2 separate regions of the Homo sapiens genome follow, and region 2 is linked to region 1. A link is an interaction called in ENCODE POLR2A ChIA-PET data of the cell type or tissue named here. Cell type or tissue: A673. All regions are shown on one strand. Links, peaks and the distances in the headings refer to the core of each region. The heading gives the core; the rest is flanking DNA. Region 1 overlaps AK2 (adenylate kinase 2). Region 2 overlaps SYNC (syncoilin, intermediate filament protein).

Region 1 (5,376 bases), core at 150-5,149:
GGTCATGCTGGTCTTGAACTCCCGACCTCAGATGATCCGCCTGCTTCGGCCTCCTAGAGTGCTGGGATTACAGGCGTGAGCCACCGCGCCCAGCCGGAATCTGCATTTTAACAGCATTCCTCCAGTGATTTAGAGTCTGTGAATGGCTGCTCTAAAGCATAAGTTTGAAGTGTGAGGGGACTATAATAAAGTTATTTCATTAGGTTTCTGCAGCCTGTAAATAAAGACTAATGCAAAGAAGAAAGACCATGGAAGGAAGCCTTTTATTTATTGAATGCCTGCTGCGTGTCTGATGTTTTTGGTACTTTATTTCATTTATCCTCATAAGAACCCTGTGAAGTAGTCATTATCCCCATTAAACTGATGAGGAAACTGACACTCTGAGAAGTTAAGTACTTAGCCCAAGATCACACGGCTACTGAGTGCCTTAGCTAGGAATCAAGTGTAAATCTGTCTGACTTCAAAACCCATGCGTGCTCTTTACAGCCTACCACATTGACTCCCAGGCAGCCAGCAGGAAATGAAGGAATTCGTTTTCTTTTTTTCTTTTTCTTTTTTTTTTTTTTTTTGAGACAAGAGTCTTGCTCTGTCACCCAGGCTGGAGTACAGTGGCGCGATCTCCGCTCACTGCAACCTCCACCTCACGGGTTCAAGCAGTTCTCTGCCACAGCCTCCTGAGTAGCTGGGATTACAAGCACCCACCACCACGCCTGGCTAATTTTTGTATTTTTAGTAGAGACGGGGTTTCACCATCTTGGCCAGGCTGGTCTTGAAGTCTTGAACTCCTGACCTCGTGATCCACCCGCCTTAGCCTCCCAAAGTTCTGGGATTACAGGCGTGAGCCACCATACCCAGCCAGGAATTAGTTTTCTTCCCTATTGGTGTGTGTTCTTTCATCTAGCTGTAGAATCCAATCACCTGGAACAGTGCATAAGAGTCCTGCAGTTTGGGAGTGATAAAAATAGAACAGGTTCTGTGCTAACAGCTCTTCTCTGTGGTGTTTTGGTCAGCCTTTCCACTTGAGCAAGCCTGACCTCCAAATTGTTTACCCAGGTTAATTTCAACAGCAATGAGAAAGATTGGCAGAAAGCACTCTCTAGATGTACGGCCACAGTGCCAGCCTGGTTTTTCATTGTCAGGGCTCCTGACATTCACTGATTTTGCAAAGTACAGAATTTTGGTTTTTTGGGTTTGTTTGTTTGTTTGAGACGTAGTCTTGCTTCTTCGCCCGGGCTGGATCTCGGCTCGCCGCAACTTCCACCTTCTGGGTTCAAGCAATTCTCCTGCCTCAGCCTCCCAAGTAGCTGGGATTACAGGCACGTGCCAGCACGCCCAGCTAATTTTTGTATTCTTAGTAGAGATGGGGTTTCACCATGTTGGCCAGGCTAGTCTCGAACTCCTGACTTCCGGTGATCCACCCGCCTCGGCCTCCCAAAGTGCTGGGATTACAGGTGTGAGCCACTGCGCCCAACCCAGAGTACAGAGTTTTTTTTTGTTGCTGTTTTTTTGTGAGATGGAGTCTTGCTCTGTCTCCAGGCTGGAGTGCAATGGCGCAGTCTCAGCTCACTGCAACCTCCAACTCCTGGGTTCAAGCGATTCCCCTGCCTCAGCCTCCTGAGTAGCTGGGACTACAGGCATGCGCCACCATGCCCGGCTAATTTTTTTATATTTTAGTAGAGACGGGGTTTCACCATGTTGGCCAGGATGGTCTCAATCTCCTGACCTTGTGATCCACCCGCCTTGGCCTCCCAAAGTGCTGGGATTACAGGCGTGAGCCACTGCACCCGGCCAAGTACAGTTTTTAATGCCTTCTCACTAGATTCCATTTTGCTATGAAGTCATTTCTTTGCTTTAACTGAATTGGTCCATGAATCACAAACCAGCCCTATCTATGTACCTTTTATTGTGTGCACCTAAGCATGCACCTAAGAAAACTCCCAATTACATAAAAATTAGCCAGGCACGTGGCTTGTGCCTGCAATCCCAGCTACTGGGAGGCTGAGGCAGGAGAATCACCTGAGCCCAGGGAGTTCGTGGCTGCAGTGAGCCGTGATCGTGCCACTGCACTCCAGCCTGGGTGATAGAGTGAGACTCTGTCTCAAAAAAAAAGAAAGAAAGAAAGAAAAGAAAACTCCCAGTGAACTGATTTGTTGGAATCGGGATCTAAACCTGCTTAGTTTATAAAACAATTGAACGGAAAAAGCTAAAATTGAGCTCCTTGAACTGATTATATTCCTTGTAAATTCTGCATTCTTTTTTTCCCACTGCAAAGCCAGTGTTGAGCTGTCTAGGGTCTCTTCCTGTTCTAATTCTGCATTCTCATGTATAATTCACCAAATATAAGCTCTTTAAGTACATAGTCTATGCCTTTTATTCATCTGTTTCCCAGGCTCCCGACAGGGTTCTTGGGAAAGGCATTAGTAAATGTTTTCTTTTTGTATGAATGAATATAGGATTAGGACAGGGGTTATGGTAACAGCCAGTGCCCACTGAGCGCTTACTATATGCCAGGGCCTGCATATACTGAATTCTGTATAATCTTCTCATCAACCCAGTGATACAGATACTATTACCATCTCCATTTTACTTAGAGGAAATTTGAAACCTAGAAAGGTGAAGTGACATCTTAAGTCAATTTTACATAATGGTTAGTGGACCTGGAGTCTGCAAACCAGCAGTTTAACTCTCAAGCCTGTGCTCTTGACCAAAACACTATAATGCCTCCTAAAACTAGTATGTAAGTGCTTATTATTTGCCAAGTGCTCTTTGTATATATCTCAGCTAATCCTCACAGCTACCTTCTGAGATGGAGCCTTTTTTGCCTTCATTTTAAACAGATAAGGAAACTGAAAAGTGAGGTGGCCACCATAGTACAGCTACTTAGTGACAGGGAAGGAGGAAAACCCAGTTCTGCCTGGGGGCAAACTGCTCCTAGTTGCCTCCCTGACCCAGTAGCTGTAGTACATGACAATTGTACATTCATCCCTTTGGCAAATGTTTATTCAGCACATGTTATGTGCCAGGTGTTGTACCAAGTGCATTATATACATGATCTCATTTAAACCTCACAGCAACCATGTGAAGTGTTGGTACTATTTTTATTCTCTTTTTTTTTTTTTTTTTTTTTTGAGACGAAGTCTCACTGTCACCCAGGCTGGAGCTGGAGTGCTGTGGTGCAATCTCAGCTCACTGCAGCCTCTGCCTACCAGATTCAAATAATTCTCCTACCTCAGCCTCCTGAGTAGCTGCAATTCCAGGCAAGCGCCACCACACCCAGCTAATTTTTGTATTTTTAGTAGAGACGGGGTTTCCCCATGTTGGTCAGGCTGGTCTCGAACTTCTGACCTCGTGATCCGCCCACCTCAGCCTCCCAAAGTGCTGGGGTTATAGGCGTGAGCCACCATGCCCAGCAAGTCTTCCCATTTATAATGGGGAAACTGAAACTTATGTGTCACTAGTGTGTTGAGTGGAAATAGTGATAATTAATATTTATGACTCCTTCCTGTGTGCTAGTTGTACTGTTTTAAGTGCTTTACATATATTATTTCATGTAATTCTTACCATAACCCTATAATCAGTATATGTTAGAATGTAATATAAGGTACTTTTATCCCCATTACAGGTAAGGAAGTAGGCATTTGCCCATGTTTACATAGCCAGTAAGTGGCAGGGCCAGGTTCACACCTAGGCAGTCTGACTCCACAGCCTGTAATGTAATTGAATCTTGGTTTTTGTCTTCCTCTCTGTAGGCACCCAGATTGGCTGAAAACTTCTGTGTCTGCCATTTAGCTACTGGGGACATGCTGAGGGCCATGGTGGCTTCTGGCTCAGAGCTAGGAAAAAAGCTGAAGGCAACTATGGATGCTGGGAAACTGGTAGGTTTGGTGGTACCAATGAGTGTTGATATTCCTCAGAATCTAGATCTGCACTGTCCAATATGGTAGCCACCAGCCACAGGTGGCTATTTAGATTAATTTAATTAATGTAAAAATCAGTTCCTCAGTTGCACTAGCCATATTTCAAGTATTTACCAGCCAACGCTGATACAGAACTTTCCATCATCAAACAAAATTCTGTTGAACAACCATGTGCTAGAGGGTGTTTTAACAAACTGGCAGATTATAGGAAATTTTTTTTCTTTTTTTTTTGACAAAGTCTCGCTCTGTCGCCCAGGCTGGAGTGCAGTGGCGCAGTCTTGGCTCACTGCAACCTCCACCTCCTGGGTTCAAGCGATTCTTGTACCTCAGCCTCCCGAGTAGCTAGGATTACAGGCACCTGCCACCATGCCTGGCTAATTTTTATGTTTTTAGTAGAGATGGGGTTTCACCATGTTGGCCAGGCTGGTCTCAAACTCCTGACCTCAGGTGATCCACCCTCCTTGGCCTCCCAAAGTGCTGGGATTACAGGCGTGAGCCACCGCACTTGGCCTTGTAAGACTTTTTAGAGTGCAAGTTATTTTGTTTGTTCTGAATTTATGGCACTCATTCATAGTATTCTTGAAGTTTTTCTGTGCTGGTGTGTTTTGTTATATACCTAAATTTTAGAGCCAGAAATGAAACTGCTGTCCCTAGGCCAGAACTCAGAGATGTATTCAAGAGAGGATTTAGGAAGTCACAGAAGTGTTTTTTAACCTGCTTTATGGCTCTGTGTGCTGTTTCTGTAACAAAGCAATTACTTCGCAGTTGTGACAAAGGTAATCCTTCTTATCTGGGGACGATAATTGCATTTTCTCTCTTTTTTTTTGTTCTGAGACCCAGGCTGGTGTGCAGTGGTGCAATCATGGCTTACTACAGCCTCGACCTCCTGGGCTCAAGTGATCCTCCCACTTCGGCCTGATGAGTAGCTAGGGTTACAGGCACACACCTCCATGCCCTGCTACTTTTGTTGTTGTTGTTGTTGTTGTTGTTGTTGTTGTAGAGATGGAGTCTCACTGTGTTGCCCACACTGGTTTTGAACTGAGCTAAACCCAGGAGCAGTCCTCCTGCCCCAGCCTCTCTAAGTGCTGGGATTACAGGTGTGAGCTGCCATGCCCAGCCACATTTTCTCCTTCTTTAGGCCAGTTGACCTGATTGGACAAATACAATCTATTATTTTCTGGCACTAATCAAAGATTGCTAGATTAATTATAACTGAGTTATTCTGGAACTTGGCCTCTGAGAATCACCTTCAGAAGTCATTTTGTGCTTGGTCTTCTGGTCTTTTTTTATCTTAGAATGTTGGTTGGGGAAGGAGCTGGACTTTGCTTTAATCCTCAAGTTACCTTCTGTTAGGCTTTGAGATTCTGTAGCTGTATCAAATGATACCTCTGCCTGCCCATTTCTATCTAGTTTTCCCTTCATGTAATTGAATCTCTGAGTCAAACCAGAAAGCTAGATA
Region 2 (5,376 bases), core at 104-5,103, 330 kb after region 1:
GACCATGGTTCTCTTTAAGTGTTTAGATAACTTACACAGAAAAGAAGGTAGAAATATCTGATCCTAGAAGGAAGAATCAGGTAAATCCAGTGGCTAAAAGTTACCAGGAATTGCTGGGCATGGTGGCTCAATGCCTGTAATCCCAACACTTTGGGAGGCTGAAGAGGGCGGATCACTTGAGGTCAGGAGTTTGAGACCAGCCTGGCCAACATGGTAAAACCCCATCTCTACTAAAAATACAAAAATCAGCTGAGTGTGATGGCACGTGTCTGTAGTCCCACCTACCTGGGAGGTGGAGGCTGAAATGGCACCACTGCACTCCAGCCTGGGTGACAGAGCAAGACTCCATCTCAAAGAAAAAAAAAAGTTATAAGGAAGGTTTTACCTCAACATTATAATTTTATTAGAACTGGGCTGGGCGCAGTGGCTCATGCCTATAATCCCAGCACTTTGGGAGGCCGAGGCGGGCAGATCATGAGGTCAGGAGTTTGAGAACAGCCTGACTAACATGGTGAAACCCCATCTCCACTAAAAATACAAAAATTAGCCGGGCGTGGTGGTATGTGTGCCTATAATCCCAGCTGCTCAGGAGGCTGAGGCAGGAGAATCACTTGAACCTGGGAGGTGGAGGCTGCAGTGAGCCAAGATCGCACCACTGCATTCCAGCCTGGCAACAGAGCAAGACTCCGTCTCAAAAAAAAAAGGCGTGGTGGTGCTACTTGGGAGGCTGAGGCAAGAGAATCGCATGAACTGGGGGACAGAGGTTGCAGTGAGCCGACATCACGCTATTGCACTCCAGCCTCGGCAATACAGCGGGACTCCATCTCAAAAAAAAAAAATTATTATAATTGTGGAACAAACAGTGGTGCCTCAGGTATGTCGAGTCCTTGGAGCTGCATAAGCAGAGACCATATGGTGATGTCGCTGGGATGCTGGCAGGGGATCTACACCGTGGTTGGGTGTGTGGAGGGGTGGATTGACAGAGTGGAGGGAGCAGACGAATGGCTGCTGACATCTAAGAACCTGAGGTAGTCTAGGCCCATGGCTGCTGGCTCCAGAATTGCACCATCCTGGGATTGTGGCTGCCCTTTCACTTTCAATCATTTCTTTTGCAGGAAAACAAGAGTAGAGGCCAATTCTCCTCTTCCAAAGAACTCTGGATCCCTAAATGAGGCAGAAGCCTTGAACCCAGAAGTTACTCTATCTTCAGAGGGGTCCTTAAACCTCGAAGACATTCTCTACCTGGAGGACACAGGTGACCTTGATGAGACACTCTATGTGCAAGAGACTGAGAAGGCAGAGGAGGCCCTGTATATTGAGGAGGCCATGCAGCCAGATGAGGCTCTGCATGTGGAGGAGCCTGGGAATCCAGAGGAGACAGTGTGTGTGGAGGAAACCACGGAGCCAGATCGGATACAGTTTGTGGAGGGGCCCGTGGAGCCAGGAAAGCCCACAAGCCCAGAGCACGTTGTTTATGAGGGAGAGACAGTCACAAGGGCGGAGAAATCTAACCCTGAGGAGAGCCTCAGAGCCGAGCAGAGCCCCAGCATGGAGGAGAACCTGAGCATAGAGGACCTGGAATTGCTAGAGGGGCGTTTCCAGCAGTGTGTCCAAGCTGTGGCCCAGCTGGAAGAGGAGAGGGATCAGCTCATCCATGAGCTTGTATTGCTCCGGGAACCAGCCCTGCAGGAGGTACAGCAAGTCCATCAAGACATCCTGGCTGCCTACAAGCTCCATGCCCAAGCAGAGCTGGAGAGAGATGGCCTAAGGGAGGAGATCCGGCTGGTCAAGCAGAAGCTTTTCAAAGTGACAAAGGAATGTGTGGCCTACCAATACCAGCTGGAGTGCCGCCAGCAGGACGTGGCTCAGTTTGCCGATTTCCGGGAAGTGCTGACTACAAGGGCAACCCAGCTCTCAGAGGAACTGGCCCAGCTCCGGGATGCCTATCAGAAGCAGAAGGAGCAGCTGCGGCAACAACTAGAAGCCCCTCCAAGCCAGAGGGATGGGCACTTTCTCCAGGAAAGCCGGCGACTCTCTGCCCAGTTTGAAAATCTCATGGCAGAGAGCCGCCAGGACCTGGAGGAGGAGTATGAGCCTCAGTTCCTGCGGCTCCTAGAGAGGAAAGAAGCTGGGACCAAAGCTCTGCAGAGAACCCAGGCTGAGATCCAGGAAATGAAGGAGGCTCTGAGACCCCTGCAAGCAGAGGCCCGGCAGCTCCGCCTGCAAAACAGGAACCTGGAGGACCAGATCGCACTTGTGAGGCAAAAACGAGATGAAGAGGTGCAGCAGTACAGGGTAGGCCCATTGGGCATGAAAAGAACTGAGGTCTTTTAACCTGGGGAAAGAGTGGCCAGAGTCCAAGGTCTTTGGGGCTGAAAGATAGTGTCACATGTAGGAAGAAAAATTTGTTCTTTGGGGCCACGCAATTTTTTCTCCATTCTTCATTCATTCAGGCCCATGCTAGGGACTAGAAGTTATCTGCACTGTTTTTTGTTTTTTTTTTTTTGAGATGGAGTCTCGCTCTGTCGCCCAGGCTAGAGTGCAGTGGTGCGATCTCAGCTCACTACAAGCTCTGCCTCCTGGGTTCATGCCATTCTCCTGCCTCAGCCTTCTGAGTAGCTGGGACTACAGGTGCTCACCACCATGCCCGGCTATTTTTTTGTATTTTTAGTAGAGTCGGGGTTTCACTGTTGTTAACCAGGATGGTCTGGATCTCCTGACCTCGTGATCCGCCTGCCTTGGCCTCCCAAAGTGCTGGGATTACAGGTGTGAGCCACCGCGCCCGGCCTGCACTCTGTTTTTTTTGCGACAGGGTCTTGCTGTCACTTAGGCTGGTGCAGTGGCATGATCACAGCTAACTGCAGCCTCGACCTCTCAGGTTCAAGCGATCCTCCCACCTCAGCCTCTTGAGTAGCTGGGACCACAACTGTGCACCAACATGCCCAGCTAATTTTTTCTTTTTTGAGACAGGTGCAATCTTGAGGGCTCACTGCACCTCAAACCTCTTGGGCTCAAGCGATCCTCCTGCCTTAGCCCCCAAGCAGCTGGGACTACAAGTGTGTGCCACCATACCTGGCTAATTTTTTGTAGAGACAGGGTTTCACCACGTGGCCCAGGCTGGATTTGAACTCCTGAGCTCAAGCTATCCGCCTGCCTTGGCCTCCCAAAGAGCTAGGATTATAGGTGTGAGCCACCGCAGCCGGCCAATTTTTGTATTTTTTGTAGACAGGGTTTTGCCATGTTGCCCAGGCTGGTCTTGAAATCCTGGGCTCAAGTACTTTTAATGGCAAAAGCTGCAATTAATTTTGCACCAACCTTAATAGAATCCTCTCATCTTCACTTTCCTTTTATGTGCATTTGTCCCCATCTCTCTTGCATTCAAGTTATTTCTGATTAAGTGTGAGCCAGTTCTAATCCCTTTTTAGAACAGAGTGGGATATAAATACTAAGTGAATAAACAATTACGTAGTCCCTCCTAGACTGTGAACTTTCAGAAGGTAGGGAATACATTTTACTTATTGTTGTATTACTCTCTGCTACTCAAGGCTCAGAGCACATGTGCTGCTGGGCACTAATGAGAAGACTGTAGTGTGGTGCTCTAAGCAGTACTTTAATCTTTTGAAACACTGATTCCTTTGGATAAACTTAGAAATCTATGTCTTCCCAGAGATTGTGATATGCCCTTAAGGGAACAAGTTTCCCTGTTGAAATGGCTGCATTCACTTCACTGAAGATTTTGTCAAGCTTTCTGTAGTTTGTATTATGAAAACACTCTGTCTGGGAGCGGTGGCTCACGCCTGTAATCCCAGCACTTTGGTTGGGAGGCTGAGGTGGGTGGATCACAAGGTCAGTAGTTTGAGACAAGTATAGCCAATATGGTGAAACCCCGTCTCTACTAAAAAGACAAAAATTAGGGGGGCATGGTGGCACATGCCTGTAGTCCCAGCTACTTGGGAGGCTGAGGCAGGAGAATCGCTTGAACCCGGGAGGCGGAGGTTGCAGTGAGCTGAGATTGCACCACTGCACTCTAGCCTGGGTGACAGAGTGAGACTCCATCTCAAAAACAAACAAAAACAAACAAACAAAAAAAAAACACTGTGGTTTTTGGGGTCATAATACTGAATGTTTTTTATTTTTATCTTTATTTATTTATTTTTGAGACAGAGTCTTGCTCTTTCACCCAGGCTGGAGTGCACTGAACCAATCTCGGCTCACTGCAAACTCCACCTCCCGGGTTCAAGCAATTCTCATTTCAGCCTCCTGAGTTGCTGGGACTACAGGTGCCCGCCACTGCACCCAGCTAATTTTTTGTATTTTAGTAGAGATGGGGTTTCACCATGTTGCCCAGGGTGGTCTCAAACTCCTGAGCTTAGGCAGTCCACCCGCCTCAGCCTCCCAGTTATTTTTACAGAGTCTCGCTCTGTCACACAGGCTGGAGTGCAGTGGAGTGCAGTGGCATGATCTCAGCTCACTGCAACCTCTGCCTCCTGGGTTCAAGCAATCCTCCTGCCTCAGTCTCCCAAGTTGCTGGGATTGCAGACCTGTGCCACCATGCCCAGCTAATTTGGGTATTTTAGTAGAGATGGGGTTTCACCATGTTGGTCAGGCTGGTCTCGAACACCTGACCTCAGGTGATCCACCGGCCTCAGCCTCCCAGTGTTGGGATTACAGGCGTAAGCCACCACACCCAGAAGTAATACTGAATGTTTTTAAACTCTTCATATTCCCCTTACCCTATTTTTTAAAAAATTGGTTCACAGTCTAGTGAAAAGTCATTTATTTAGCATCAATACTATCCTTAACAGCCAATACTCAGACAGACATTACATTAATAGTTGTATCTCAGAGAAGAAAGTAATAGGTGATTTATGAGAGGTGCAGGTAAAAGGGCTGTGGGATAGATGATGATGATGATGATGATTATTATTTTTTGAGACGGAGTCTGTCACTCTTGCCCAGGCTGGAGTGCAGTGGCGCTCAGCTCACTGCAAGCTCTGCCTCCCGGGTTCGCGCCATTGTCCTGCCTCAGCCTCCCGAGTAGCTGGGATTGCAGGCGCCCGCCACCGCACCAGGCTAATTTTTTGCATTTTTAATAGAGACGGGGTTTCACCGTGTTAGCCAGGATGGTCTCCATCTCCTGATCTTGTGATCCGCCCGCCTCGCCTCTCAAAGTGCTGGGATTACAGGCATGAGCCACTGCGCCCGGCCGGGATAGATTATTTTTAGGCGCTGGTTAAATCAGAGAACTCTTCATGAAAAAAGAGGTGGAATTTGAGCTAGGTATGAAAGCATAGGGAGAATCTAGACCAGTGCTGCCCAACAGAAATATAATGCAAGTCACATAAATAATTACAAATTTTCTAATAGCCACATTAA

What was found. ChIA-PET counts read pairs that join two places held together with the same protein. Peaks named below come from ENCODE experiments on the same cell type or tissue, not always from the same donor. Only the 100,000 strongest peaks of a DNase experiment are listed, where the experiment ranks them.
Region 2: POLR2A ChIA-PET joins it to region 1 with 8 read pairs; 3 of 35 experiments call an interaction of 5 or more read pairs at or near these places.

Annotation. Positions count from the first base shown.
Region 1 is chr1:33,022,941-33,028,316 of GRCh38, reverse strand. AK2 (adenylate kinase 2) reads left to right here. Exons shown (of 6, transcript NM_001625.4): 2 at 3,750-3,875. Among named protein-coding and RNA genes, the nearest start is that of AK2, 11 kb to the left of the region's middle. In A673, for the core only: no CTCF peak of the experiment used is centred there; a DNase peak (open chromatin) is centred at 2,366.
Region 2 is chr1:32,691,784-32,697,159 of GRCh38, reverse strand. SYNC (syncoilin, intermediate filament protein) reads left to right here. Exons shown (of 5, transcript NM_030786.3): 2 at 1,116-2,295. Among named protein-coding and RNA genes, the nearest start is that of SYNC, 8.3 kb to the left of the region's middle. RefSeq lists an enhancer at 1,739-2,477. In A673, for the core only: no CTCF peak of the experiment used is centred there; no DNase peak of the experiment used is centred there.